2 separate regions of the Homo sapiens genome follow, and region 2 is linked to region 1. The links are chromatin loops, found by intact Hi-C in ENCODE. Cell type or tissue: A673. All regions are shown on one strand. Each heading gives the region's core, and the rest is flanking DNA. Links, peaks and the distances in the headings are about the cores only. Region 1 overlaps DLGAP1 (DLG associated protein 1). Region 2 overlaps DLGAP1 (DLG associated protein 1).

Evidence for each region. Peaks named below come from ENCODE experiments on the same cell type or tissue, not always from the same donor. Only the 100,000 strongest peaks of a DNase experiment are listed, where the experiment ranks them.
Region 2: a loop joins it to region 1, with 2.4 times the contacts of the local background. A loop is called at or near these places in 2 of 110 quality-filtered maps.

The regions. Positions count from the first base shown.
Region 1 is chr18:4,253,864-4,256,785 of GRCh38, reverse strand. All of the region lies in intron 1 of DLGAP1 (DLG associated protein 1), which reads left to right. Among named protein-coding and RNA genes, the nearest start is that of DLGAP1-AS5, 9.3 kb to the left of the region's middle. In A673, for the core only: no CTCF peak of the experiment used is centred there; a DNase peak (open chromatin) is centred at 1,745.
Region 2 is chr18:4,105,324-4,108,245 of GRCh38, reverse strand. All of the region lies in intron 2 of DLGAP1 (DLG associated protein 1), which reads left to right. Among named protein-coding and RNA genes, the nearest start is that of DLGAP1-AS4, 140 kb to the right of the region's middle. In A673, for the core only: a CTCF peak has its summit at 1,655 (motif pointing left); a DNase peak (open chromatin) is centred at 1,605.

The DNA.
Region 1 (2,922 bases), core at 217-2,716:
CATTATGCTTTTCAAGGAAAATGCATTCCCAGTGATTTATACAGTTTCACTACTGAAAGTTCTCTCAGGAGAGAGTAAAAGCTAGCATATTAGTATAATCTGAAATATTTTATCAAAGATTATATTATTAAAAAAAACTCATGTAACAAGAAAATGAAAACTTCAGCACGTATGTATGATTTTCCCCAGAAGGACCTTGAGTTGAGTACATTTTAATATATACACATGCACACATACCCACATATTTCCCCCTAAGGAATCTAAGTTGAGTAAGTCTGAGTAAATTTTACAAAACACAGTGGAGTAAAAGAAATTCTGTTTAAGTAGGAGAACTTATATACGGAGGTATGATTTTTGTTTTATTTTATGTATTTATTTATTTATTATAGAGGGGATCTCACTGTGTCACCCAGGCTGGAATGCAGTAATGCAGTCATAGTTCACTGTAACCTCGACCTCCTGGGCTCAAGCAATACTTCCACCTAAGCCTCTTGAGTAGCTGGGAACACAGGCGTGAGCCACCATGCCCAGCTAATGTTTTGTTTGTTTGTGTGTGTGTTTGTTGTAGAGATGGCATCTCATTTTGTTGCCCAAGCTGATCTCAGAAGAAGTATGATTTCTATTATATAGTATTGCTTTTGATTCACTGTGGCCCCAGGACTGGCCAGAAGAGCAGGGCATCAGAATGATTTGCTTATAGTAATGTGGAGAGTCAGTGGTTCAGCTTGAATTAGCATCTACATCCTTATTAGCTGCCTTGAGTTGTCAGAGCCCTCTGTGCTTCCCTTCAGTCCTTGTTCTTACACATAAGTATTAAAAGAAACTTGGTTAGGGTGGTAAAATCGGACCTTTCATTCTCTCACTAAAGAAACCAAATAATGATTGATATTGAATTTCCTTAGGATTTGTTGAAATTTTCTAGATAAAATATCTCTAATATTTTATGTTAAAAATAGCTTTTTTATATGTTTTCTCTTTCAAAAGTTAAAAAACATTAAATTTATATTTAGTTTATTTGGGGAAAAGTATAGTTTTTATCATTTCACTTAGAGGTTTAGGTAGTAACAACTCCTGGCTTCAGTGTTAGACCTGACATATGTGGAGATGATTTCTAAGCAATAGCCCAGATTTCAGGATAGATGGAACTGTGCAGAAAGATGCGGGGTTTCATTGGTGGTGCTCTTTTCCCCATGCTTAAAATTGGCACTTTACTGAATAGGGAAAATAGTGGTCACTAATGACTACAGTTGGAAAGAAAATTGTATATATATATATTTTTTTTTTCATCTGTATATAAATATATATATATATGTATATCTCTCTTTTGGCTGTATATACATAGAGTTGCAAAGAGAGAGAGTAACATAGAGAGAGAGTCAGTTTAAAAGAAAGTCGAAACAAAAGGAGAGAAGAAAAATACAGTTTACTTGGGGAAAAGATGGACAGCAATATTCTGTTGAATAAACACAAGAATTAAGAGCTCAGAAATCTGCCACTTAGGACTAATGAAAATGAGTTTTCATATTCATTTGGCAGCTTCCTTGTTTCCACCTCTGCTTCTCAAGTAGTTCAGTAAGTCATGGCAGAAGGCAATCTAAAGGATAGATGAACTTGACTGTGCGCTCTTTTCCATAATGCATCAAGTCTAAATCTCTGTGCAGAGGTTTTAATCGGGCGTACGTAAAACTAATTCCTGCCTTATTTCCTGCTGTGCCCCAGCACTCGGCTCTGCTTTGCCCAGGCTGGTTTCCTCACTAGTCCATCATGCTAATTCTGTGCATTCCTTTATGCTTTCTCCCTTGGCCTCTTCAAGGCTCAGCGTGTCTTCCTAGATTACGTTCCATTGAACTCCATTCTGTTGCATACAGTTTAGCACCTTACTACAGACTGTCTTGATTCATGTTTTTGTATGTCAGTATTTCCTCTGCAAGGAAGCTACTTCAGGTCCTGTCTTATTCATTCGTGTTTCTACAGCTGTCAAAGAATCAAAGGGAACTCCAAAGCTTTTCTTGATTCATTGTGTGTTTCTCTGAGAATTAGGAAGTAGAGTCATATGGGAAGGAAATGTGTTCACTTTAGTCTCTTTCCAATTTTCATAAACCAGAACACAAAAACATGCATATTTCTTGCTTCCTGACCTTAGAATTTGGTCTCAATGTCTGTCCTCTGGATAATATGAGATGATATGGTTCTGAGCATTATTTTAGATTTTGGGTAGTGCTCCCAAATGCAGGACAAATATACCTGGAGATAAAAGTGATGTTTTGGAGAAGTCCTGATTGAGTTTAATAAGACCTAGATATTCGACCTGACTCAATTAAGAACAACCGGCTATCTCAGAATTAACATTTTGAGTGATAAAGCTTCTGCTTACAAGCCGAATAACCATCAGCATGATACTTACTTTCTTTGGGCATAACTGTCCTTACCTTTAAGTCAGATTGGACCGGTTGGTCCATCTCTAATCAACCTTTCAGTTCCCAAGTTTCAGTTTCCATTTAATTGTTAAAAATTAGGATCATCAACAGAAGCAGCTCTCTATACAAAATAGGATACCTGTATATCATGGCACTTGGAGGGGACAATCACTTCGAGAAATCAGGATTCCAAATTCGTAAGAGGAAGGTACCTTCTGTGAAACTTGTGCCGTGGATGAGTCTTGTTCTTACTCCTATTGACAATCCCTGCCTGACATAGTACAATGTGGGAGAATAAAAACGTGCTGATCTTCAAAGTTATTGTGCATCATGGGTTATGTGGAAGGGGTGGAAACACTTCACTGAAGCATGAAAATTTCAGAAAGGAATGGGGAAAGTAAGGGACTGACATGAAGGTGGCAGTCTCAGGCTGCCAAACCTGAGAACTGAAGCGAGTAGAAACAACATACAAAGTACAAATATAAATCAGGGAATCACTGGAATT
Region 2 (2,922 bases), core at 182-2,681, 150 kb after region 1:
CCTCTCTGTGTGACATTCCTTTCTTCAGGGTATGAGGGTTATTATGGGAGGAGAGAGGTAGATGGTCAGAGAGTGGTCTTCCTGTGTTTTATGACCTACTTCAGGGAAGAAGGTATGAAGGGAATTCTAGCTTCTATGGCCCACTTCAGGGGAGTCAGGGGACAGAAGAATGTCAGTTTCTATGATCTGCTTCAGGAGAGAGGGAATAGGAGAAAGTCAGAGATGTCCCTGCTTCCACTGTTTTCTCAAGTTACTCAGTATGCCTAGGGGCTATATTTTGAGGTAGCATTTTCTGCACCCCATCTATAGATTTTTCAATTCTTAGAGTAAATAAACAAAAACCAAGATTTTTCTTCGGACCTGAAACACTAAAAGAAAAATCTAGAAAGAAAATCAGACACACAAACACCAAATGGAAGAATAAAAAACTTAAAAGGAAATAGAATCTGGCAATCAAATAATGTTGCTTTGACTCTCATTTTAGCTAAAAAGCAAGCGAGTTTCAATATTACTATTCATTACATTACATTCATTTCTATCGTAGAGAGATAAATCAATTTATTTTTAACAGCTTTGTTAAGAAATAATTTACACATCACTCAGTTCACCAATTTAAAATGTGTAGTTCAACGGTTTTTGGTATATTTATTAGCAGTGCTACGCAACCATCACTACAGCCTAAATATTAAAACCTTTCAATTTCATCCCCCCAGAAAGAAACCCTGAAATCCCTTTTTTCATAATGGTGAGGCAGAAGGCATTGTAATCCATTCTGGGTCATGGGGAACAAGTACATTGGGAAGCAGGATAGGGAAAGGGGAGCCAGACGTAGCTAGAGGAGGGTCGGTATTCTTCATCGATCGCACGGGCTTCCTGTGCTTCTACTAAAAGACAGCTTCCAGACGGCTTTCCCTAGTAAATTTCGCCGGTGGAAAATTCACTGTGTGATTCCATTTAAGCCTCATGGGAGTGTCAGGCCTTATAGAAAGGCTGAATTGTGAATCACATTCCACTACAGCTTTCTCCCTTTCCTTTCAAAAGGAGTTCAGGCTGAAGTAGAATCTAAGCACCATGTGTGTTTTGCTTCAGCAAAGAGGCAATTGTAATCCAGCGGCGCTGTGTTTTAGCTAGGCAGTTTTAAAACAAATACTTGCATTGGGTTGCTTTTATTAAGCCGCGTGGCTTTCTTTCTCTTTCAGAGACCAAAGTGTTAAAGTAAATCTAGTGCATTTTATTTTAAACGATCAGAATGTGACGAGAACGTTCATTGGCATGAAACAACTATAACAAAATCCACAAATCTTTTCCTTTCTGAGAATTATACACTCCGGATTGATCTAAGAATTGACTGAAATTGGCACACTGGACAGCTCTGTATTCGGGTCTCTCCTGCCTCATCCCTGCCACAGTTTGGGTGAATCTGGATGTCTTGACACTGGACACATCAAATACTAAAGTGGATATATTATTCTGATATTAAAAGCTTTGGTGAAAGTCCTCCTTCAAAAATGCTATTCTTCTACGTACAACTTTTCTGAAGAAACAAAGGAAAACACAGCTTCTGGTTTGTGTTTTGGTCTGAGAAGACAGGCAGCGCCTTGCTTTGTGAAGTTCTGTTCCTCTGTTCTGCCCTCTGCCGGCTGAAGGAAGTACTACTGGCACTTCGTGAGTTGCATTTATGCATTTATTTTAGCAAACCTGGGCACATTTTCTGACCTGCACAGTTAAAACAGCTAAACGCAATGCAGTGGTCAAACTTAAAATTACCAAAGGCAAATACAATTTCTTCTACCCACTCCTCGCCCTAGCCTCGTCCTACACCCACGGAATGTGGAAAGGTGATGCATGCAGGGCTGGGGGCATGACAGCTGATTGTGCAGCCTGCCTTTCTGCCAATGAAATACTAGCGTAATGATTGGAAAAGGGGTGAATTTCCAAGGGCAGAAGTTTCCCTTGGAGGTCTCAGGACTAGAACCCGGGCTTCTGTGTGAGCTACAGCCACATCGTAGGTTTCTTGGCACTGAACGTGCTGTTTTGTGGCCCTTATCCTCTGAGTTGAGATGAGCAATCTTTTCCTGGCCATGTATTGTCTCTGAGCTAGAGACAGTTACCAACTGCTACTTCTTAAAACAAAACAAAACAAAAACCTTTTTTAAAAATTAAGCAGTTTTTAGTTTAATTGCAACTTTTTTTTTTTTTTTTTTTTTTTTTTTTGAGACGGACCCTCGCTCTGTCGCCCAGGCTGGAGTGCAGTGGCGCGATCTCGGTTCACTGCAAGCTCCGCCTCCCGGGTTCACGCCATTCTCCTGCCTCGGCCTCCCGAGTAGCTGGGACTACAGGTGCCCGCCACCACGCCCGGCTAATTTTTTTTGTATTTTTAGTAGAGACGGGGTTTCACCGTGTTAGCCAGGATGGTCTCGATCTCCTGACCTCATGATCCGCCCACCTCGGCCTCCCAAAGTGCTGGGATTACAGGCGTGAGCCACCGCGCCCGGCCTAATTACAACTTTTAAGGCCTCCTTTTCTCCTGATTTTTGGATATCAGAGATAAAAAAGCAACAAACATTTGTAGAAATAGATCGCATTTAAATTACTTTAAATAGCAATACATTTCTGCCATTTACATGTTTCTTTGGGTTAACCCAAAAGTTCAAAGGTTATATCAAAATTTATAAGTTGAAGTAAATACATGTTATTCACAAACTCAACGATAAGTGAGTATAATATGAATTTAAGTAGTGTTGCTAAAAATATCAGAAGTAATGTGAAGTGAGATTTAGACTAAATTTACAGTTTAATTTACAATGGTCTTTCCACCTCTGAAATAAAAGACTTTTATTTCACTTTGATATTATTAAGTTACATTGGTTTTCCTTTCCCCAAAGAAATGGCATTTAAAATTCCTGGGCATGTGTGCACGGA